Regions from separate parts of the Homo sapiens genome. Here region 1 is linked to region 2. A link is an interaction called in ENCODE POLR2A ChIA-PET data of the cell type or tissue named here. Cell type or tissue: PC-3. All regions are shown on one strand. Each heading gives the region's core, and the rest is flanking DNA. Links, peaks and the distances in the headings are about the cores only.

Region 1 (12,478 bases), core at 1,439-9,438, 61 kb before region 2:
GATTAACCATGCCATTTCCCAGAATGCTGACTTCTAAATTCCTCTAGAAATAAATTTGAAGGAGTAAGGCAGCTGGTCATAGTGAGGAGTTGATCAGGCAGGCCCTGTCTCATAACAGTGTCCTGTTGGCACATTCGCTTCCAGGGCTGGGGCTGTGATACATGCAAGATGAGACCAATACCAGTTCCCTTCATCTTTGCAAGAAAAAGCTGATCCCTTCAAGAGATGGCTTGGAAATCTCTTGGTTCTTGGAAAGAGACTTAGTTGGATGATATAATTTAAGGTGAGAAGATAGTCTGGAAAAACAAAGCAACAAACCAATCCTAATAACCAATGCCCACACAGTTGTTTCAAAACAATTACACAAAACTGGAAGTCAGCTGGACACGGTGGCTCACACCTGTAAATCCAAGCACTTTGGGAGGCTGAAGCAGGAGGATTGCTTGAACCCAGAAGTTTGAGACCAGGCTAGGCAACAAAGCAAGACATGTCTCTACACAAAATTAAAAATAAAAACAAAAAACCCAAACTGCAAGTCTCCTAGTTATTTTGAATTTTGATGATCACTTCACCTGCTCACAACAGCTGCCTCACTGATGGCTTGGTATCCAATATATCCTTCCTGCTTTGTATCTGCTATATACTTCCCGGCATTGAGCAGGCTTTGATCTCTAACTCAAGCATGCCCTGACCTCTAACAGAGATAGGCACATGCATGAGAGTAGCCTCCATCACACAGGCCATTTCTCTGACTCGTCACTGTGTTGCTTAACACTGCCAAGTGCTAAAGGAAGCCACTGAGTGCTCAGGACACTTCCCAGGCAAAAGCTACATTCTCTTATCCTATGTCACACACACTCAAGGAGGGGCAGGCTTCCTTGAGAACTCTGTGTGTCCCGGACAATCAGGTGGGCAGGGGCAGGGATTGGATGAGGAAAGGGATGGAAAGCCAAGCGCAATAGTTATGTCCCATTCCACTGGAGAAAGAAGGGTGTCTCATGGCTTCAGGGGAAGGCCTGGAGCAGAGGTGGTCAAAGCATGCTGCTTTTACAAATGACCCAAATGGTATCCATATCCCACTGATTCTCCTCAAATTCTGGAACTCATGAGGCACAGTTAGCGGGGAATGGTTGATGGGTCTGGAGACAACTTCTTAATGTAATCTAGATGAAGATACTCTGAAGAATGGATATACAGCAGCTGGGTACACAGGAAACACCAGTCACTTTTGGTTTTGAGAAGAATTTCATGTGAATATTATCAATAAATAAGTATATTTGATTTAGGGGGAGTTTGTAGAGCTTCACAGACATTGTCTCATAGAATGATTCACAACCTGCATCAAAGAAATTTGCACCAAGCTGGTATTTTGACTCATAGTTAGAAATGCTGAGCTTAAATAATTCAAGGAGAAATTTGTGAAAAATTGAAGGGAAAATCTCACACTTTCTGTCTGTCTGCATAGTTCAATTGTCTAGATTAGTATTTTTTAAGTTTTAAATCCCATAAACTTACTCTCTTTTATATATAAATACATGCATATATATGCATAAACACAGATATTTGCCTACACCTAGATTTCATGGGTTTTCCTGGGGCCTGTGCCTTTTGTTAGAAGTGTCTCTTTCAGGCTGTCTGTCATTTCATGATACAGAATGGTGTGGAAGAACTGATGGTATATAGAACAACCTGTTTCAAATATCTCCTTAAAGATTATGTGCAAGTGCAGTTTTTAAAAAATCAAATCATATTTTCAATTGACTTCTAGATTTATCTACTTTGAGCTGGCTTTCCTAAAGATATATACTACATCTTAATGACCATTTGATAAGTTCTAATTTCTATATGCTGGAATAATCTAAGAGTGAGGTCATATCTGTACACTGAGCTAAAATAGTCTGATGGCTCGCTCTGCCCCAAGTCTCATGGCTCTCCTTACTTACTCTGGTGGTCTAATGACTCTTCCTGCACCTAGCCTGATAGCTCTCTTTACCCCTGTCCCTAGCCCCCTAGTCTGATGGTTCTCCTTGCCCCTAGTCTGATGGCTCTATGCCTCTTCCCCAAATGCTTAACAGCTTCACATTTTCCTCTCTCTTGAACACCACTCGGAGCTGGGGAGGAGAACAAACAAGCTAGGGCACCAGAAGGCTGATGCTCAGACTGAGCTATTCCTTCTGGATGAGTGGGTTCTCAAGGGAACAGCTGTTAACTGGCTATAGACCCAAGTCTATGGGGCCAGCATGACCAATGTCCCCCTTCTACCTCACACAAAAAGCAGGACATGAATAGAGGGCCGGTCTTGCCAGGTGAGGCTTCACCTGTACTCTCAGCTGTGCCAATTCCAGCTCCTTCAGCTGTGCAGGACACGAGGACTCTGGGGGCCATGGTGTGGCTTGGCTCAAAAACATGAGACACACACATGGACTCTGTGAACCAAGGCTTCTTTCTGTGTGATACTGGCTGTAAAGGTCTGTTCCCTTCAAAAGGAGAAACACTGGGGATACATTCTACTTTATGTTACAAAATCAGTAACATGGGCAGTCATCATAGGGTGCATATAACATGACAGGGTTTCTCCATAACTGTTCCTGCATGTTTCCTTTCCCTATTGAAATGTATTTATCTCTTGCCTTTTTCTTCCAATAGGATTTGAGACGGCATTCCTGGACTTAGTATCTTAAAAGACATCATGATAAAATAGAAATCTTACTTCCCCAGCCTGACACCTCGTGCAGATGACCAATGCCCTCTCCTCTGGAGAATCTCAGATGCAGCATCTTAGACACAGTGTGTGCTTTCAGTGGCTTATGATAAAGACCTGGATGTGCTGGGGTATAAAGCCTCTTGTCTGGAAACTTTTCTGAGAGTAGTTAAAACCTACCTGCTAACCTCACCCCTGCAACAAGTTGCTGAGCTCCTTTGGGCAGGATACTGCCCTTGGTGTGGGGACACCATGATGACTGGGCAATGTCAGAATGTCAGATTGAATTCTCTGCCAGTGGTTGGAGGGAAAGACAGGGATGGTTCTGCAGCACAGCTTGGTCTGTGTCATGTGATGTCAGGGCCATATAAAGAGGCAGTGTGTGGCGCAGGTGAGGAATGCTCATTCCAGACTCACTATGCCTGTGTTGGCGCTCATCTCGCCACCAGTGACCAGCTGCGGGCTCCATGGCACCATCCAACGTCCTTGCACTTTACTCCCCACATCGGTAAAACTGGGGCAGAGGGGCAGTGGGGAGCAGTTAATAACAATACATACTGCACGATGTTGCTGTGATGATTCAATGAAATAAATCACGTAAACCGATTCATGAGCGTTTAATAAGCCATCTACCAGTATTTCTAACTGACGTGCTAGGTTGTAAGGTCTCTTTGTAAGAAACAATGTATGGTACAAAGATAGGGTGCTGGGACTGTATTCCCTATGTACATAACTCCATAATTAGTTCTTTTCTAATCTATAATTCTTGTTGTGCACCCTGAATTTCACATTTGGGGAATGTCAAAATACTCCCAACAATTTATCCCAGTTTCTGAGCTCAGGGTGGGTGGTGTTTTAGTTTGTTTTCTGATGCTTATAAAAGAATAGTTTAAACTGGGTAATTTATACAGGGAAGAAACTCATTTGCTACAATTATGGAGGGTGAGAGGTCCAGGGTCAAGGGTCAAGGGGTTGCATCTGGTGAGAACCTTCTTGCTAGTGGGGATCCTGTGGCATTCTGAGGTGGCACGGGCATCACATGTGAGGGAGCTGAGCATGTTGGTTTGGGTCTTTCTTCCTTTTCTTATAAAGCCACTGGTCCCACTCCCATGATAACTCAGTAATCCATTAACCCATTAATCTATTCATGTGGAAACAGGGCTCATGACCCAATCACCTTGTAAAGACCTCACCTCTCAATAGTCATTGAGGATTAAATTTCAACATGGGTTTTGGAGGGGACAAATGTTCAAATCATAGCAGGTGGAAAGTGAGGTGGCTCCATCTGCCTCTTGGACCTTGCTTCCTCTTGCTCTTTCTATAACATACCAGATGAACACCTTATGGTGCCAACCATCACCACCACACAACAGCAACAAAAATCCCTCATGCAAAAATCCATGAGATTAGTAGACTTCAGCAAGGCTTGGGGGCTGGGTCCACATTGCAGTGCTCAGCTCGCTGGCATCTTACTGGCTCACACTTTATCTCTCTCTCACCTCTGTTCCTCTCCCCACCCTCTCATGCTGTTCCTAGCTCTCCAACTTCTACTTGCTATATTATGCAGAATAGTCTTTCTTGGAAGAATTCTCCTGATTTTCTGTCTCCCCAGCTGAATCTGAAGCCCCCGAAGGACACAGGAGTGGATTTTATAATCATGCTGGATAGTGAAGGAGTGAAGGACATGTCATACAAAAATATGCCGGATTGATGATTTAGAGCTGAAAACATTGGAGAAATTTCGTTTCAGAAAGGGTCAGCTGACTTGTCTTTTCCTGCGTTCAGTAAGCATAAAGATTTCTCCTGGTCGGGTGGTGGGAGCGGGGGCCATTGCCATATTAGCATGTGAAAATAGCCCTTAGCACCAGAGACTGGGAAGTGGGGGCTGCAAAGGACCTGAATGAACAAATATTACACAGTAACCCTTATCTCCCATCTGTTTTACACTCCTCCACCTGCCCCTGTATCTCTCCTAATGACTCTCCTAGAAAATTTACTGCCCTAGCCCGATTTTCTTTGTCCTGTCACTTCTTGAAATTGTCATTATTTGTCTAAAGAGTCCAAAAGCATCTGGCTTTGGCCACTTCTTCAGACTTCACTCTCCTCTGAAGATCTCCATGCACATGGAAAACTCATGCAATTTGTATGTTTTTCTCTTGTTAATCTGCCTGGTGTCAATTTGGTTTCTAGATCCAGCCAAAGAGCCCTCATAAGAGCTTAAGGAGGTTGGAGGGGATCTCTGCCTCCCCTGCAATAGCACCTAGTGCCCCAACAAGTTGGCTGTGCTCTCAGTATGCACCCTTGTTGAACAAAGGGTTCCCCTCTTTAAAGTCCTGCACACAAAAATAACTCTGGCCACCATGAGTACCCTTTTGGGAGTTTATAATCAAATACAGCACTTCTAATTAGTTCTAGTGTGGTCTAATTGATCCCACTGACCCAAATGTCTTGTTAAATATTATTGCCAAATAAAAAAGCACAAATTGCCACCGCCTACTCATCTAGGGACATCATAATGTTAGCTCAGTCCCTCCACTGGCTCAGAGGACTTGGAGAAGCTATGTGCTCTTATCACACTTGAGATGCAATAGAAGCGAAGTGCAGGCTTTTCTCTGGTCTCTAAGCAGGCTGCTTGCCTTCTCTGTGGTTCTGGTTTCAGTCCCTCTGCCTTGTGGGTAGAGTTGTCAATCACTGACCACCCCCAGGCCTGCTGGGGAGAAGGGGCCTCCCACAGCATCTGCTGAACAGTTGGCCGAGGCAGCCATGTCTCAGGACCCCTCCCTTCTTCCAATGCTGGCTTGGCCGGGGCTTTGCCCCTGACTGGGTGCCAATACTGTGGCACAGTGACATGCAGAGGCAGCCTCTTGGAAATGTGAGTAAGACACACCCAGCAAAGGAGGAGAGGGAGCTTGTCAGCTGTGGGAGCAAAAGCTGAGAATTTTGAAATGGACAGAGAACAGGAAAGCCCAGGGAGAATGGTACACCAGGCAGTCATGGGGCCTGCAACCATCCAGGAGCAGAAAGAGCCTGTCTGGTGACAGAGCCGCAGGAGAGCTTATTCATGAAAGCCCAGTGCCCCCAGAGAGGAGGAAACCAGAAAAGGAATGATTTGGGGCCTAGCCCCCTTTTGACCTTCTGGTAAACCCCTTTGTCAATAGGTAAGCGGAAATGATTTCTCTGAGAAGTCTCCACAAGAAAGGAGACAGCGCCTCTTCCTGCTCTACCACATCTGATGTCCTCACCCCAACAACGTTCAACAGGGGAGCTTCATAACCCCACCTGACAAGGAGGGGCTGGCCCTCAGGGAGGTTAGGTGTCTCGCCCATAGCTACAGTGGCGATGCCAGCACCCCGGTTTTACTGAACCACACTGCCTCTGTGACATCACCAAACTTCCTCCATTTCAGCCTCCCAACTTTAGGCCATCCCTCTCTCCACGCAAAGAGACAGACCAGGAAGGACTGACAAGACTACCAGCAATGTCCTCAGGCCAGGGCGGCCACACGAGAAAAGACTTGCCCTCCTTCTATCCTTTGGGCTTAGGTGGGCAGAGCAGGGCAGGGTTCCTGCTGCCCTTTTGCCAGGCAAGTCAAGCACGTTACAGGTGAAGCGCTCCTCCCCACTGAGCTTGGCTCAAAGTCAAACGGAAACACTCATCCTTCTTTACAGCTCATGCTCAAAGGCCCCGAGGCCCAAAAACACGTGGCTCATCCTTCCCAAGGTGGGTGGATTTCAGAGAAGCCAGCACCAAGCCCGGGGCAAATGTGTGTGTGTGGCTCTGGCGGGGAGGATTGGGATGGAGAAGGTGGAGTCAGAGCTTCAGGCCAGAGGGCAGGGCGGCTCAGCCACTGTGGGACAGGCAGGCGAAGACCGGAGGAGGAAGGGGAGGGCAGGGGAAGGGGGAGACATGAGGGAGAAAAAGAGAAGAAGGAGGGAAGGAGAGAAGAAGAAGGAGAGCCAGAAGATGAGGGAGGGGAAGGGAGGAAGATGGTAGAGAAGGGTAAGGGGAGGACAGAAGAAGGAGGGGGAGGGGAAAGGGATGGGAGAGCATGATGGGGAGAAAGAGGAGAAGGGAAGAGGGAGAGAAGAAAAGGGGGAGGGGAGGGGCAAAAGGGAGGAGGAAGGAGGAGGAAGGAGAAGAGACACTGAGGAAAGGTAGGAAAAGGGAGGAAGATGTGAGCCAAGTCACAATGGACATTGGGCAGTGGCATACCTTGGGGAGAACACATTTGGAACTGCCTGGCCTCTGTCATGATGTCATTACTCCTCATCTTGTCACTTTTAATTCTCTTAGGAGGAAACACACACTCTGTTAGGAACGCACACCAACTCTCCAAGGGAAAGTGACGGATGGGCCAGGGAGACCTCAGTTTAAGGGCTCAGTGGGAAACAGACCATTCTTGTCTCCAATCCCTCCATGGTCTTTCTGCTTTGGCTGGGTAAGGCAGGATCTTTGCTAGGCGTGTCTGTCAGTGATTAGGTCTTGAAAAGCTTATAGTCTTTTCTTTCACCTTGACCTACAAAGCATGAATCGAGATAAATCTAACATTTCCTCCCTTTTCACCACTCTCCCATTTTTTCCATCTTAACAAACCGGAGGAGGATTGTGGTTCTTTTCCAGAACAGCTTAATGCCACACCAACCCTGCACATTTAAATGTGTAACGCTTCCTCTATCATTTGCATCTTAATGTTCCAAACCAACAATCATGAAGCCTTGTGTGAAAAAATAAAGAAGGATTTAGAGAAATTTGGGCTAATTCTAAACCTTGATGAATTATACCTAACTATAGAAGCTTCGTGATGAGACTTTAAAAAAAAAAAAAACACTGAAATCAATTTACCGCTGAAAAAGGTGCCAGATGGGAATTAAACCAAATACTGGCATTTTCTTTAGCCACAGTTTAGAAATTACAGACAAAAAAGAAAAGAAAAGAAAAGTCGGCCTCATCTATTTCCCTGTGTCTCATCTCCATAGCTGGATGCTTCATGCTCCTTTTGTGAACATCACTCAAGTCAATTCCTTCATCCACTCACTGAGCACCTGCTGTGCGTGAGGCAGGTTCAGGGTCCCCTGGAGAGCTGGGGACATGTGTACCACATCCAGTCCTTGGTGCTGACTCTGCAGTCAAGGGCACTGCCTGCCACCGTAAAGTTGTCCCAGGTGCTGGCACCACGCTCGGTCAGCACTGCCTTGTCTAACTGGCACCTCCGCACTCCCTGGGAACTGCAGCTGCTCTGCAGGGGCTGAAGTTTGCTGGACTCCCCTGTCTCTGTCAGGCCCCTTTGGCTCCCACACTTGAGCCCCTGCATACAGACAGCAACACGAAGAGGAGAAAGATGTGCTCCCTAGGATCACTGTGGACTGCCATGCACTGTGGGCACTGGAGGACTCTGGGGAGTTCACGGCGAAAGCAGGGAGAATGCCACGCTCCCCTTTGTGCCACTCTCAGCAAGGTTAGTCCTGAAGGTGCTACTTGTGCCTTAGTAGAGTTTTCTGTGGGGGTGGGGAGGCATAGAGAGGACAGCACTTTCCAGCACTTTTTGTTATTAACTCTCCAGCTCTCAGACCCTGGGCCAGGGATGAAATCCAAGTAGCCATTCCTTGTTCTCAGAATTCTTTTTTTTTTTTTTTTTTTAATTGATCATTCTTGGGTGTTTCTCGCAGAGGGGGATTTGGCAGGGTCACAGGACAATAGTGGAGGGAAGGTCAGCAGATAAACAAGTGAACAAAGGACCTCTGGTTTTCCTAGGCAGAGGACCCTGCGGCCTTCCACAGTGTTTATGTCCCTGGGTACTTGAGATTAGGGAGTGGCGATGACTCTTAACGAGCATGCTGCCTTCAAGTATCTGTTTAACAAAGCACATCTTGCACCGCCCTTAATCCATTCAACCCTGAGTGGATACAGCACATGTTTCAGAGAGCACAGGGTTGGGGGTAAGGTCACAGATCAACAGGATCCCAAGGCAGAAGAATTTTTCTTAGTACAGAACAAAATGAAAAGTCTCCCATGTCTACCTCTTTCTACACAGACACGGCAACCATCCGATTTCTCAATCTTTTCCCCACCTTTCCCCCCTTTCTATTCCACAAAACCGCCATTGTCATCATAGCCCGTTCTCAATGAGCTGTTGGGTACACCTCCCGGACGGGGCGGCTGGCCGGGCAGAGGGGCTCCTCACTTCCCAGTAGGGGCGGCCGGGCAGAGGCGCCCCTCACCTCCTGAACGGGGCGGCTGACCCCCCGACCTCCCTCCTGGACGGGGCGGCTGGCCGGGCAGAGGGGCTCCTCACTTCCCAGTAGGGGCGGCCGGGCAGAGGTGCCTCTCACCTCCCGGACGGGGGGCTGATCCCCCCACCTCCCTCCCGGACGGGGCGGCTGGCCGGGCGGGGGGCTGACCCCCCCACCTCCCTCCCGGACGGGGCGGCTGGCCGGGCGGGGGGCTGACCCCCCCACCTCCCTCCCGGACGGGGCGGCTGGCCGGGCAGAGGGGCTCCTCACTTCCCAGTAGGGGCGGCCGGGCAGAGGTGCCTCTCACCTCCCGGACGGGGCGGCTGGCCGGGCGGGGGGCTGATCCCCCCACCTCCCTCCCGGACGGGGCGGCTGGCCGGGTGGGGGGCTGACCCCCCCGCCTCCCTCCCAGACGAGGTGGCTGCCGGGCAGAGACGCTCCTCACTTCCCAGACGGGGTGGCTGCTGGGTGGAGGGGCTCCTCACTTCTCAGACCAGGCGGCTGCCAGGCAGAGACGCTCCTCACATCCCGGACGGGGCAGCAGGGCAGAGGCGCTCCCCACATCTCAGACGATGGGCGGCCAGGCAGAGACGCTCCTCACTTCCTAGATGGGATGGCGGCCGGGAAGAGGCTCTCCTCACTTCCTAGATGGGATGGTGGCCGGGCAGAGACGCTCCTCACTTCCTAGATGGGATGGCGGCCGGGCAGAGACGCTCCTCACTTTCCAGACTGGGCAGCCAGGCAGAGGCGCTCCTCACATCCCAGACAGGGTGGCGGGGCAGAGGTGCTCCCCACATCTCAGACGATGGGCGGCCGGGCAGAGACGCTCCTCACTTCCTAGATGGGATGGCGGCCGGGAAGAGGCGCTCCTCGCTTCCTAGATGGGATGGCGGCCAGGCAGAGACGCTCGTCACTTCCCTGACTGGGCAGCCAGGCAGAGGGGCTCCTCACATTCCAGACGATGGGCGGCCAGGCAGAGACGCTCCTCACTTCCCAGACGGGGTGGCGGCCGGGCAGAGGCTGCAATCTCGGCACTTTGGGAGGCCAAGGCAGGCGGCTGGGAGGTGGAGGTTGTAGCGAGCCGAGATCACGCCACTGCACTCCAGCCTGGGCGCCATTGAGCACTGAGTGAACGAGACTCCGTCTGCAATCCCGGCACCTCGGGAGGCCGAGGCTGGCGGATCACTCGCAGTTAGGAGCTGGAGACCGGCCAGGCCAACACAGCGAAACCCCGTCTCCACCAAAAAAATACGAAAACAATTCTTCTTCCCTCCTTGAAGTAAAGGTTCCTTACGGAGTCAAGCTCATTGAGTCTGAGTCTCCCCTTAAAATAAGCTTTATTTTCTGAAGGTCCTCAGTCCCAGATAGATAGACAACTGACAACTCTGTCCCACTGCACAATTCAGCAATTTCAAGGTTTGCCTAGTGAGGAGAACATATTTGAGTCCCCAACCCCCAGCCCTGAATGTTGATATGGTCTGTGGGTCCTACATCGGACCTACATAGGGGGTGTGGCTCCTCAGTGGAGAGTCACAAGTGATCCATCAGCACATTAAGATCACTGCGGGCCGGGCGCGGTGTCGCACACCTGTAATCACAGCACTTTGGGAGGCCGAGGTGGGCGGATCATGAGGTCAGGAGATCAAGACCATCCTGGCTAACATGGTGAAACCCCATCTCTACTAAAAATACAAAAAATTAGCCGGGCATGGTGGCGGGCACCTGTAGTCTCAGCTACTCAGGAGGTTGAGGCAGGAGAATCACTTGAACCTGGGAGGCGGAGGTTGCAGTGAGCCAAGATGGTGCCACTGTATTCCGTCTCAAAAAAAAAAAAAAAAAAAATCACTGCGGATCCATCCGGATCAACCTCTCCTCCAAACACGGGAAACAGGTCTCTGTCCTTCAACCTTGTATTTGATGACTGATTTTTTTTTTTTTTTTTGAACTGCTTTGAAACCAGATCCTGGACATATCTATGTCCATGGCCACCTGGCAGTACGCTTGTTTCAATTTTCACATGAATGAATGGAAGCACAGACATGTTAAATAATGCAGGCAAGCTCCACGACAGGCAAACTGGTGGCAGACACCCAGGCGGGACAAATCCCCGTTACTTGCTATTGTCTGTCCTCCAAGCTAAGTTGCTAGATTGAGCAAAAAGAAAAACAATACAGCACACCCAGTTAAACTGGAATTTCAGGTAAATAACGGTTAGTTTTGGTATAAGTGTGTCCCAAATATTGCATAGGATATACTTAAGGTGACACTAAAAATTGTTGTTTTTCTGAAATTCCGGTTTAACAGGGCATCCTGTGTCACCCGTGGCGACCCTATCGCCCAAGGGCAAGTCTCATCCTGCCCTCTCTTAATAAAATGAGTTTTACTTTTGCACATGACGAATCCAGTGTAATTTAGAGAAGTAATACTGACCTTTATAACTGGAGAAAGATAATCCACATAGTTTTTATACTGACATGCTACATCTTCTCTTTGACTCTTTTTTACTTCTGAATGTATGTTTTGGTCTCTTTCCTGCCCTTCCCCCACCCAAATCTCTCCTAGGCTTAGCAAGAGATTAACTTGATTCTTCCCCACCCAGATGTATTATTGCTAAATTGTCCTCCCCGTTTCTCTGTATTCCATGAGATGAAACATTAACTTTCGCAAGAACTAATCTTCATTGTCAGAAAGAAGCAAAATCGACATATCCAGCTCTTTAAGTCAGAGTGTTATTCAGCGCATGAAGCTGTGGCTTGGGAACAGTGGATTATTCTTCTGGCCAAGCACCCCTAGACCCAGATGTGCCAATGAGAGCCTGCTATGGACTGGAACACAGAGACTAGCAATGCAGGCTAAAGTGATGGGATTAGGGAGACACCACACCCGGCATAAGCTATTAATAACTAGGCATACGCCCTGGAATGAAAAAGCACCCATACAAAGCTGAGCTAAGCGTAGCTCACTCCTTCAGCACGTCTCTCAGTGGCCAAATGGGAGCTGGATGCTTATCTAGAAACAGGAGTGTCCCAGCAAGTTACAGTCCAAATGTCTTTTCACATGTACCTGCTTCCACTCCCTAAGTGGCACATCCCACCGATGCACAGAAGCCAGAAGGTTGTCTCTGCAGTTTCTTGTCATTGAAGTAGTCGAAGTAGTAGGGCCACCAGAAAACTGGACAATCAAGTTACACAACGTATCTTTCTCACCTGGGATTCCCTGGGAGAATTAAGCCCCGATGCCCTCAGGTATCTAGTGTATTAATGTCTCTCCTAGGTCTCTAGAGTAGCACTAGCCATGGAGTATTCTAGGAATACTGAAAAAACATAACCACTCAAATAATTTTCTGTAGGAGCTTAATTCTCTGCCAGAACCCCTGGCAGGTGGAGAAAGGCTGAGAGAGGCTGCTAGGACCTCTGCCATGGTTACTGAGGTCTTGCCTGTTTCTACCCAGCACCTATGATGGCCCTGAGCTCCCAGAAAAATGGCAGGTGAATGGCAGCTGACAAATTCCTCAAGAGCAGGCAGAGGTAGTCAATGCCACAGAGAG
Region 2 (12,478 bases), core at 2,102-10,101:
AGTTCTTGAAAGAAATGCCCTAACCTGAACATTCAGTCAAACTCGCAATTAAATTTAACTAAGACATTTCACAGGCTGACATCTTTTACCTCTAGGATTTAGAAGAACCAGATTCCAATGCCAGCTACACTTCTAATTAGCTATGTCACCAGGTGCAAATAAATCAGACTTTGCAGACCTCGGTCTTTTTATCTGAGAAATGACAAGGCCGCATACAATAATTGCTATGCTCCCTTACTATTTAAAACTGATTCACTTCTAAGTTTCATTCTTGTTGGAAATATATCATCATCTTTCCCAGCTATTTCTCTTTCTCTGGTGTTAGATACATTATTTCATTTCCATCTTCATACAGTTCAATAACTCAGCCCGTGGTTATACTCTTCATGAGATTCCAATTCTGCCCTTACCTTTGTCATATTACTGACTCTTTCTTCTAGTACACACATAACACACTGTGTTTGTGTCGACTCTGACTTCAGCTAGGCAGAACAAACGAACACAGAACCCACTGAAAGATGCTTTAAGAGATGTGCAGGCTTTGAGGAACTGCAGGCTTTAAAGAAATGCTTATGTAAGGCATTTGTTCATTCAACTTTGCTCAAACCAAAACAGCCCATATTTACAGTGCTCTCAGCTCTCTTTCAAATTGTGTTGGTTATTAGTCCTAAATAGTATCTAAAGCCAGATTAACCACTCAAGCAATCAGTCTGATGGATGTTTCCCTACATTAATTCACATACATAGACATTTAATGTTCTCCCCACAATTTCCCATGTTTCCTCCTGTTTAGTCACCATGACAATCATGTCGGAGAGCTTCGCAGCAGGTTAGACCATCCTCATTTTACAGAGGAAGAAAACTGGAGCTCAGAGAGGGCAGGGGACCTGCCTGAGTCCCTCAGAGAATTGTAAGGAAGATCTAGCTCTCCTAACACCAAGCTGCCACTGAAGAAATCAGTCTGGTTCTTGTTTGTTTTTGTCGTTTTTTGAACTTGCATAGAAGTAGAGCCAGGCCCACTCTTGTTATCCCACAAATGGGCTTGCTGCCTGACATGTAAAGAAGCCAATACTATGGCACTGGATTTTGAGAAAAGAAAGGCTTTATTGTGAGGTCAGCAAGGACACAGGAGGTGCAATGAGAGTGTCTCCCCGATTCGGGGACTAGAGCAAGTTTTAAGGAGTTGGAAGGCAAGGGAAAGGATTTAGGAATGTTGGCTTGGTAGGGTCTGATGGGAGGGCTTCAAATTTGACTATTTATGGTAAGGTATGTTGAAACAGAATATAGCCCCAGATTTTCCCGGTTAATGGACCCTTCACTTCTGAAAAAGTTTTGACATTCAGGTTCTCCTTATGTCCCAGTCTTCTTGGTTCTGTGGGGAAGGAATCATTGGTTCCAGGTGTTGTTGGAGGTCAAGTCTTTTTCTATTACACATGCCTAGGCTACATGACTTGTGGTAACTTGACATTCTGTTATCAACACAGTAGGCCCAGTGTGGGCTGGTCCTGCAATTACAGTCCCTTCTAGCAAAATCTCAGCACAAAGGCTCACTACCAGGATGATGCAGCAGGAAAACACCCCCTCCTTCCCCTCCTTTCTCTCCAAAGCCTGCAGAGAGCGTTGTCACAGCTTGCCTCCAGCCATCAGGCTCTGAGGAGAGGACAATATGCTAGAAATAGCAGATCCCACCAATTTCCAATCTCTGCTACTACAAGACATGAAGAACTAACTATCCCAGCAGGGGCCAGGCCTCAGGGCCATGCAGCGTACACTGGGCCCCAAGCATGAGTGCCTCCTTCCATTTGCTGCCTAGGCACCTTGCTCTCCTGTCTTCGCTGTCCCCTGTCTCGACCCTGCTCTCTTCCCTCCCTGCTCAGGACTTTTTCCACTGCAAAGAGAATACAGTTCACACAAGAGAGCACAGCTTCCCTGTAATCCTAAAATTCCTTTCTTGAGCATGAACAGGCCCCCTACTTAGTTTTTACCCAAAGAATTTTACCCAGTGGACCTCTGATCGATGGCTTACCTTAATCTCCTTTCCCATGGGTAGATGTCTGGGACCCTTGCTGTAGACACTGACCTACTCAATCTTTGTTTGATGAAAAAATACATGGGCATATACACAATGTTTAGAGCCACTTCATTCATGATAATCCCAAACTGAAAATAACCCAAATGTCCATCCAAAAGAGAATGGATAGATGAATTGTAGTACATTCATGTGACAGAATTTGAAAAGAAGAAACCATTGCTATGGCTTAAATATTTGCTCCCTCAAAAACTCATGTTGAAATTTAATCCCCAATGTGACAATATTAAGAGGGAGCGCCTTTAGGAGGTGACTGGATCATGAAGGCCCTGCTCTCATAAATGAATTAATCCACTCATGAATTAATGCATTAATGGGCTAGGCTAATGGGTTATCATGGGAGGGAAAGCGGTGGCCTTATAAGAAGAAGAATAGAGACCTGAGTTAGCACATTAGCACACTTGACCCCTACACCCTGCCCAGCCTTGGAACTCTTCAGACAGTCCCCACCAGCAAGAAGGCTGTCACTAGATACAACCCCTCAACATTGGACTTTTCAGCATCCATAACTGTAAGAAATAAATTCTTTTTCTTTATAAATTACTCAGTTTCAGTTATTCTGTTATAAGCAACAGGAAGCAGACTAAGACATCATTGAAACAGACAATTTTTGAGATCTACTCATGTTGATATCACAAATAGATCTCAAAAAATATCGTATTGAGCCAAAGAAGCCAGATCCATGAGCACATACTGAATGAATGCTTTTGTATGCACTACATTTATAGGAAGTTCAATGACAGGGCAAAAAAATCTGTGGTAGTAAAAATCAGCACTGTAGGGGGGGTGCGTTTTGACTAGAAGATGGGCCTTCCAGTGAGGATGGAAATTTTTTTGGGATGGTGGTCTCATGGGTATAAGCAACTGTCAAAACTTACCAATCTATACATTTAAAATCTGTGTGTAAATTTCATTTATGGCACATAAATTATGCTTAACTTTGGAATATTTTTTAAAATGATATCTGGTCAAACTATTGCACAAATGTCATAAATGTCTCTTCCACCAGGCCTTTTGTCACCTTGAGTTGAGCTTAGCTAACCCAGAGCTGAGCTAAGTGTCCCCTTTCTCTGGGCTCTCATTTGCACCATAGCTACAATTTGCATTTACATGTGACATTGACATTTGCCATAAATCAAACTCTTTGTGAGGGCTGGGTCTGGGCCTGGCATCTTCCAGATCCAAAGGGCCCCCAAAATTCTCATCTTGCTCTTTGAGCACAAGGAGGAATTCTGTGAGGAAACCAAGTTCTGTGTAGCTGAAGGTAAGGTAAGGCCCTCATTGTGAGTTAAGACTTCCCCAGTGGGACCTGTTGGGATTTTCTACACTGGGTAACTTGGAAAGGGATCAGGACAATGTTCAGGATTAGGTCCAAGGAAGGATGGTGAAGTGATGGTGAGGAGAACCTCACCACTTAGCTACAAATATGAGGAGGTGTAACTGATGACTTCTCCCCTTCCCCATTGCTGCAAAAAAGAAAAAGACAAAGAGCAAGAAAAATTTGAAAGAATTTTGGGGGTCAAAGGCACATGTTTCTCCGTACATACTGGTCTAAATGAATTACATTGCATTGCTTGAGTATACCAAGGCATGAGTCTATTAACCACTCAAGGGAAAGACAGTAGGCTAGACTCTGCTGGGAGCAAAGTATCAGGTGGATCTCTCAGCACAGCAAGATGTGGTCCAAAAGTCCAAGGTTGATGCAGTCACCAGGGGAGAATGCTGACTTTGCAGAGACAAAGGAAGCACAAAGGGCAGGCAGCCGACTCAGGAGATCCATAGTTTCTAAGCTGCAGGGGAAAGCAAGTCAGGAGAAAAAGTAGAGAGGATACAAAGAAAAGGACTGGGACTCAACAGCTACAGCCCAGGTAAGTTTTGACCAGAGCTATGAGGTGTGGCTCATTCTGTCCTGGTTGCCTGAGCCTCTGCCCTGATCTCCCCTGGATAGGGAGGAAGCAGGCAGGGAAAGAGAGTCTGGGGTGGAAAAATGGTGGACTGCTGAGAAAAATCCCTTCCACTGTGAAATTTACAATCTGGTTGTAAAGGCAAATTTTAGGTAAGATGAGATTGAGAAATCATGAAGAAATACAGGATTAGCAACTAAGTGATGGAGACGGAAAATGAGTGCTAGAATCAAGTCACTTCAGTCCAGAATCACAGGCTGGACCATCTGCAGGGAGCAGACAGGTTTCATAAACCAGGGACTCAAGTTGCATTCTTTCATCACATGCAGTAGGGTATGCAGATTAAACAGCCAGGAGGAGTCCGTACTTCCTTAAAGAAATATAGGCTGTCTCCCATTTTGCTTTGTCAAAACCCCATCCTCTTAGTCCACTTTTTTTCCCTTGCTTTTGGTAGAATTATGGCCCCTGAGACATAACCACCATAACAACGAAAAGTACAGGGCATGTGAAAGATAAAGGGGAATTGGTGCCCTGCCTTGGGGAGGTGGGAGAGGTAAGAGACAGCAGGAGTCACCCTCCAGGGATGTACCCATTGGAAGGGGTGGCCCCTGGGGAACACCTGCTGATTTTGGCAGTATTATCCTATGTCTCTGTTTTTGAAGAGATCTCTGAAATCCAGATTCTATGTGAAATCTCTAACTTTGTAAATATGGGCTTTTATTTTTCTTGTCACTGTAAGCCACATAGAACATATTGTTGGTCATCAGTTTGACCTGTTTGAGACAGTCAATCTAACTTCAGTTAAGGTATAAAATCTATATTCCAATCAGAGTGATGAGGCTCAGGACATGCTACCCCCAAAATATGGCTCCTTGATATACTGAATATTTTAAGTTGAGGAAATTAGAGATATAGCATATGCAGGAAGGACTCTCTGAATTTCCCCACCGTTCTTCCACAAAGCAGGTCAGAAAACCCAGGAAGAATGTTCTGATCTTCCCCTGAAGCACGTCATAAGACTCTCATATGAAAGGTGCCCTCCCGTCTCCAGGAGGAAAGGGGTATCTTTATCTCTGAAGATGAAGGGACACAGAGTATCTGAACAAACAGGCCTTGTTAAGTTTCCCCCAGTTAACTACTCTTACCTTGTACTCTACGCTTGTATTAGTCGGTTTTCACACTGCTATAAGGAACTACCTGAGACTGGGTAATTTATGAAGATAAGAGGTTTAATTGACTCACAGTTCCACAGGCTTTACAGAAAGCATGGTTAGAAAAGCTCAGGAAATTTACAATCACGGCAGAAGGTGAAGGGGAAGCAAGCATGTCTTTGCCACGGTGGAGTAGGAGAGAGCGACAGGGGGAGAAGTACTACACTTTTAAATGATCAGATGCCGTGAGAACTCACTCAGTATCTCAAGAACAGCACGGGGGAAGTCCACCCCCATAATCCAATCACCTCCCACCAGGTCCCCCCTTTGACACGTGGGGACTACAATTCGACATGTGATTTGGGTGGGGACACAGAGCCAAACCACACCAATGCTCTACTGAATTTCTCCATGACTGCTCATGCTTCATCAAACCTATTAGTAAAAACATGCAGGTTTAACTGTTTCTTTGAGTCTTTATTTCCTTATGAAGGCTCTTGTGTCATGTGAAACTCACATTAAATAAATCTGTTTGCTTTTGTTTTGTCAATCTGTCTTTTGTTATAGGGCCCCAGCCATGAACTTGGAAGGGTAAAAGGAATATATATATTTTTCCTCCCCTGCAGCAGTATTGCCTTAAAAAGAAGAAACATATAATGTAACTGAATACAAGCTGGCGGCTGTCCTGCTTCTTATAGTCTTGGTGTAGAAACACAAAACCTACTAGTCTACGTCCAGTGGCATTCCAACACCCTCCATTAGACGTCTGCACATTCTTGGAGATGGGAAGAGGAGATGATTTCTTCTCAGTGTGCTCAATAAATGTTAGATACATGAAGGAACATGTCAAGTGTAATGAGAAACTGTCTCCAAAGCAACAATAACAGCAAGAGAATCACTTCCTTCAAGGATTCATAAATTTCTAGAGTATTTTGACAGGAGGGAAAGGGTCGTATCACACAGCATTCATATTCACACCATCTCTTCAACTAGTCTTGCTAAATTCTCTCACACTCCCCTCCCCCAGCCCCATCCTTTGCTCCTCCTTTCTTGTATAATAGCCTCTATTGCAAAAGCTTTGCTGTCTCAATGCAACTGCTATCAGCAGCCTTGCTACCAATCAACATGCCGTCCTGATGTGGTCTGGGGAGTCTTTACCAAGGAATTTTCTTGTGTAAAGACAGTTTCCTTCCCAAGAGGAATTCTGAGGCCAGCTATTTAGATAGTAAACACTTTGCCAACTCTTTACAAAAAAAAAAAAATTAACTGCTAACATTGTTACAGCTTTTGTTCTTTCCCATTTTGATCCTCTTCCCAGTGAAGTAGGTTGAGTCAACATGTAAAAAGATAAGCTCCAGATAGAAAACATAAGTAATCAGACAACTTATGTAAGGACGGGCAACTTGTAAATGGGGCAGCTAAGCCAAGAGTTGGCAAACTTTTGAGGGGGACACTTAGTCAGCGTTCACAACTAATGGGTGTAATGGGTGGAGGTCTGTCACCATGTGCCAACCTGGACCCACACATTAACAACGGGGAGACCACAAGAAAAGCTGGCCCTGGACCATCAGGTAGATGCCTCCCAGGTGCCCAGGAGCCTGGCAAGGAAGTCCCTTGACTAAGATGATCCTTTGCCTCCCTGGTGTTTGATGTTAATGGTGGAATTTACACTGTTACTTGGGCCCTGTGTCTACTTTTTCCCCAAGATGTCTTAGTTTCCTAGGGCTGCTGTAATAAACTACTACAAACTGGGAGCTTAAAACACCTCAGATTTATTCTCTCACAGTTCTGGAGGCCAGAAGTCTGAAAGCAGGGTGTGGGCAGGACCACCGTCCCTCTGAAGGCTCTGGGGTAGGTCCTCTTCCTAGTTCCTGGTGGTTGCCAGCCATCCTTAGTATTCCTTGGCAATCAGTGTCTCCATTGTGACATGGCCTTCTGTCTCCTCTCTGTCTCGAAATCCTCTCTCCTTAGAAGGACATGAGCCATTGGATTTCGGGCCCACTCTAATACAGTATGACCTCATGTTAACTAATTACATCTGTAAAGACCCCATTCCCAAACAAGGTCATCTTCTGAGGTTCTGGGTAGACACACAATTGGGTGACACCGTTTAACCCAGTAAAGCGGTTATTTCTATGCTTATGTACATCTGCTGAAACTGCCAATGGCACATTCAGAAGTCTCTGGAATCTGCATTTTAGCGAGGAATTCTTCTTTTAGGATTGGTTTTCCTAAATAACATTCAAGAGCCTGAGTCTACTGACTCTCTGGGCATTAAGCCAGACTTATATCCTTAAGGCTTAACAATGGTTTGAATTACTAGTTCCAAACACTTACATTTGGGTTAGGAAAAAAAATCGTCTTAATCAGCAACACTGAGACAAGTTTATTAACCTCGATATTAGATTCACATTTTTATCGGTGGTTCTGAAGTAGTCTGGAAGGCCAGAAGACAGCCCTCCCTCTCACTCCTATCAAAAGTCCTCAACAACTTTGTTTACATTTTATTTTTACTACAAAGGCAGAAAGGAGGAAATAATGTGTGCTAACCACATGTCACTAACCACACACTTAATGAAATGATTTTACTCTATGGGCTTTATGTTCCATACACATATGTTATGGCATGAAGAGATCATGAGAAAAATGCTTATGAATAAGCACTTGCTAAGCTTCCTTCCTCAGGATCCATAAAGTAAAATCATTATTTAAATATAAAAGATGGAGAAACACGACTTTAGCACCTGTAATCGCCAGGTGGCTCCCACCCGCCCCTGCTCCGTGGTCCTCCGTCCGTGACTCTGCTTTTCCTCCTCCCCTCTTTACCTTTACGTTATTCCTCCTTTCCCATGCCTCCCTATCTCAGAATCTAAAGAGATGAAGCCAGGAGCTTCTCTGTCATTGCACCTGAGTCTTCTATGCCTCTCCTGAGACATTCCTCACTAGATATCAGGGTCCAGATGTTGGATTGAGCTCAGCCTGCAACCTCTCTTCTTCCCCAACACATACTTTTAAAGATCTCAAATGTATTTATAAGCACATAGCCAGCACAAAAACAAGAAAAGGAAATGGGAAATCTCTATAGACAAGAATTGATGCAATCTCTCTACACCACAGGGGTGGAGAAAACCAGCAAGGATAAGTGGACTCCTGACCCACATTCCTCCGACGGGCCAGGTCCAGAGCCAGGCCAAGCAGGTGGGGCAGGGGACAGGGGACAGGGTCTCCATACCATGGTGGGGTCCGGGGTTAGAACCCAGCCGCCCACCCAGGGCTGCGGCGTGGCTGCAAGCTGCAGCCATGTGGCTGAGGCTGGGGCGTTGTTTCCTATATATTATAGGAGCCCAGAATCTTGCTTCCACCAGGTCCCAGGCTGAAACCACAATTACATCATCCCAACAGCAGTCTCGCATCCCACATGAGCAAGGGAGAGGCCCTCTGAGAAGGCCCAGCAGCAGGACGACAGGCTGCAAGCACGAGCACTCAACTCACCCCTGAAAGAACTGTTTTCCTATCCTTATGGAAACAAAGGGGGAAATAGCATCCATTAAACACGAATTCACGGTTGGAGAAAAAAAAATTAGAAATTTTGGAATTGAAGAATACGGTTATTGAAACAAAAGCTCAATAGATTTGTCGAGTATTAGTCTGGGTATAGTTCAAGACTGAATTCATGAAATGGAAGATAAAACTGAAAAAAATCTTCCAGAATGGATCACAAAGAAAAAGTATTATAAAAAGTTAAGGGACAGGGAGGATTAATCTAGAAATTTCCATAATTATTCAATGAGTTCTAGATATGGAAAATAGAGAGGGTTCTTGGGGGACAATGTTTGAAAAGTAAGAATTTTGCAAGAAAAAAAAAAGAGGCCTGAGTCCTTAGATAGAAAAAATATCTCCCAAAGTGGCAAGCAGAATGAATTTTTTAAAAATCCACATTTAGACACATGTTTGTAAAAGTTTGTAACATATAAGGTAAAGAGAAAATCCAAAAAGCTGAGAGAGAGAGAGAGACAGAGAGAGATAGAGAGAGAGAGAGAGAGATCTACTCACATACACATGGATACAGACCTTATAAAATTTCCTGCAGACATGTATATTTAAAAAGTAAACAATTCCTTTGTGTCAAAGTTGGATCTTTTCAGGAAAACACTTTGAAAACACTTTGCAATTTTAACTACTATCTCTCTCAGTTTCTGGGTCTTGTGGACATAAGGGGCCAACAGCCAATTCCAGCACTTCTTTGCTTCTCTGTGAATTGATTGCTTCTATGTCAAAACTCCTTCCTTTTCCCAACAGCCTCAGGAAACATGACATTGGCCTTCCTGGGGTCTCAACACTAAAGGACACCTTTTGAAACTGAGCAAATAAATAAATATTCCTTGAATTGCTTTTTTATTAAAAACAGCATTTCCCCCTCAAAAGTTCCAAAGACCTTTCTCTTTTCTACCATAAAGAGATCCTTGGATATGTTTCTGAAGAAAACTTTTCCAAACAAAATTTTTGGAAAGTTTTCCTTTCACTTTTTTTCTTGCTATTTTCTATATAGCAGAATGTAGCATGAGCTCTGTAAACAATTTAAGTCCATTTAAATTGAAGTCCATTTAAGTAAATATTTAAGATGTCATTTTTCTTTTATGGTTCTCTGATCTTTTGTCCTAATAATTACAGCTAAAATACTGTATCAAAGAGGAAGTTTTCAAAGGGTAAATCAGACCTAATATTCTAACTACAATACTGAGGAACTTGAAAACCTTTCAAGGAAACATGCTTTTCTATGGGGGTATTTTTTTCATCTAGTGATGGAATAAATAAGGAATGGAATCCCCAAAAAAGCCATGTAAAAGAAGGGTTTGCAGGTGCAATATTCAAGTGACTCAGCAAAGCAAGAGCTTCCTAAGTTAAGCTGTCTAGAGTATCCCTTCCTTGGCTGTACCTTCCTTCTTGGGATCTACTTGATGAAAGCGTGGATGAGTGATGTTGACCTTGGGGAAGTCACTCTGGTAAGAACCAGGGATCCATCACAGACATCTTCCCCAGTCACCTCGCATCGTCCATGCCCTCCTCCTAGCTGAAGCTTAGGTAGTGTTAGTTTATTCCCTCAGGTTGCAGACATGGCTGGCAGACTTGCTGGACAGCTCTGCAGAGTATTTTTGTGACAGGTGAGGGGTCTATTCATGCCTGGAGGGGACTCCTTCCATGGAAAGAGAGCACTAGGAACACAAATATGACTCAGTTGCCAGAGTCAACAGATAATTTCAGGTGTAATCCCATGCATGTCCTACATTAGGCCCTCAACAAATACTTTTTATTTAATTAATTGTTAATTCATATTAATTATTAACTAATAATTTATTAGACTACATAGTATTAATTAAATACTGTTATTTAATTTGTAAATGTTGGGTCAAGAACCAGAGAGCAGGAAGCTCCAAGTCAAGCTGAAGAGCATATTTGTGCAATAATAATAGTGTCTGAAAGTCATAAAGGTAGCAAAGCAATCCTGCAGTGGGGTAGAGGTTCTCCCCCATTTTACCGGAGATGACTGCCTCGCTCCCACATTGAGGGTGCCAGAGGATGGATGCTCCCTGTGGAGGAGCTTCAGCTGGGCATACCTTTGACAGCGGGCTTCTGATGGCCTTCAGCTTCCAACAGCAGTGGAAGTGCAGGAGTCTTCATGGGCACGAGAAGTCTTAGCAGTAGGGGTCACTATAAGGGCCTGGGGCAGAAGAAAGTTTGGTGGGTATGACCACTGTCACCTGGAGGTGAGATGGCTGTGACTATAGGCAGACAGGACACACTTGTGGGGACTCCCAGACCCAGCAGCACTGGGAGGGGTGGACATGTATCCACCAGGGTTCAGGTGCATGAAACTGAAAATATTCTAGCTACTTTCAGCAAAAAAAGGATTCAATAACAGGAATTAGGAATTTGCAGAATCTTTGGGAGAGCCTGTGAGTAGGATAACTCTCAGGACAGCAATAAACTGGCCCACTGGAGAACAGTCTACCTCTGCTAAGCAGCTCCCGAGTGGTGGAGCTCAAGAACACACATCCGGCAGGCACAGAACCACACTTGCTTCTCAGCACCACTGAAGCTAGTGGCTGGACCCTGGATGCTGAGTCAGGCAGCCCAGCATCATCTCCAGGACAGTAGCTCCAGGAGCTGCAGCTAAAGCCACAGGCAGTAGCCCCTGCCACACTTCCATCTTCCAAATCATGCAAGTTCGTCATAAACAAACCATCCAGCACCCTAGCTGCAAGACAGTCTTAAAAGGCATTTAAAAAAATCTTTCCAGCCCTGTCACACAAGAAGTCACCAAGAAAATAAGGTGGAATGGAATAATGGAATATAAATGCCAATTCCCCATCTCCACCCTGTGACTGAGGTGCTGGGTTTGGAAGTCGTTTCTGAGTCATGAAGTAGCATCAGGAAAATGCTGGAGGTCCTGAAGTAGTGAATGGAGGCATAACTAGGAAAATCTGACTTGTCACTATTACTGTGATTGATTTTTTAAAATGTCTAGATTGTGTGGGATATGGAAAAATGGAGATGGTACCTATTTCACAGGATTATTTTGAAGATTTATTAAGACAAAATAAAAGAAAAAGCCTGTGTATATTGTAAATTATACAATGATAGTAATTTTAGGTGAAAAAAAACAAAAACAAACATAAGTCTTTCCACTAATGAGTCAGAAATAAATCCTGTTGAACAAAGTCTAAACAGGATCCCCTCACAGAAGGTTTACATAACAGTTAGTCGTTGGTGTTTAGTATGATAAACATCCTGCTCATGGGAAAAGGTGAGTCCATTCCTCCAACTGCCACCATCCCAAGGAGATTTCATTAACCTTTAGCAAAATCTCTGACCTACAGCCCCAATCTGCTGGTTCATCTGAGAGTTGGCACCTGGCATCCTCATCTACCATAACCTGGAGATTTACAAGAAGTCCTCCAATGGTACCCAGGGGAGAATGTGTCCTGGGCCTCCCCACAAGGCTTGGCAGCACCTTCTCCAAGTTTGTCCCTGCCTTAGCAGCTCCTGCTTGTGGGGCTGGCACTGTGCTGTTCTTTCTGCCTCCACCTCAGCCAAAAGCAACGTCTAGCTGTCGGAGTAGTCTCACGATTCCTGCAGACAGAGGGGCTTAATTACGCAATTCATTAATGTAAGGAACCACTGTCTCAGTTTTAGGAAAGCTTTGAGAACAGATCTAAAAGCTGACCTTGGGGCTGGGTGTGGTAGCTCATGCCTGTAATCCTAGCAGTTGGGGAGGCCAGGGTGGGAGGATCACTGGAGTCTTGGAGTTCAAGACCAGCCTGGGCAACACAGGG

The links. Peaks named below come from ENCODE experiments on the same cell type or tissue, not always from the same donor. Only the 100,000 strongest peaks of a DNase experiment are listed, where the experiment ranks them.
Region 1: POLR2A ChIA-PET joins it to region 2 with 5 read pairs; 3 of 35 experiments call an interaction of 5 or more read pairs at or near these places.

What each region holds. Positions count from the first base shown.
Region 1 is chr1:232,328,946-232,341,423 of GRCh38, reverse strand. No RefSeq gene overlaps it. Among named protein-coding and RNA genes, the nearest start is that of SIPA1L2, 290 kb to the left of the region's middle. RefSeq lists an enhancer at 8,260-9,240. In PC-3, for the core only: no CTCF peak of the experiment used is centred there; a DNase peak (open chromatin) is centred at 6,393.
Region 2 is chr1:232,268,210-232,280,687 of GRCh38, reverse strand. It overlaps LOC124904550 (a long non-coding RNA gene), which reads right to left. Exons shown (of 2, transcript XR_007066942.1): 2 at 11,707-12,478. Among named protein-coding and RNA genes, the nearest start is that of DISC1-IT1, 350 kb to the right of the region's middle. In PC-3, for the core only: no CTCF peak of the experiment used is centred there; no DNase peak of the experiment used is centred there.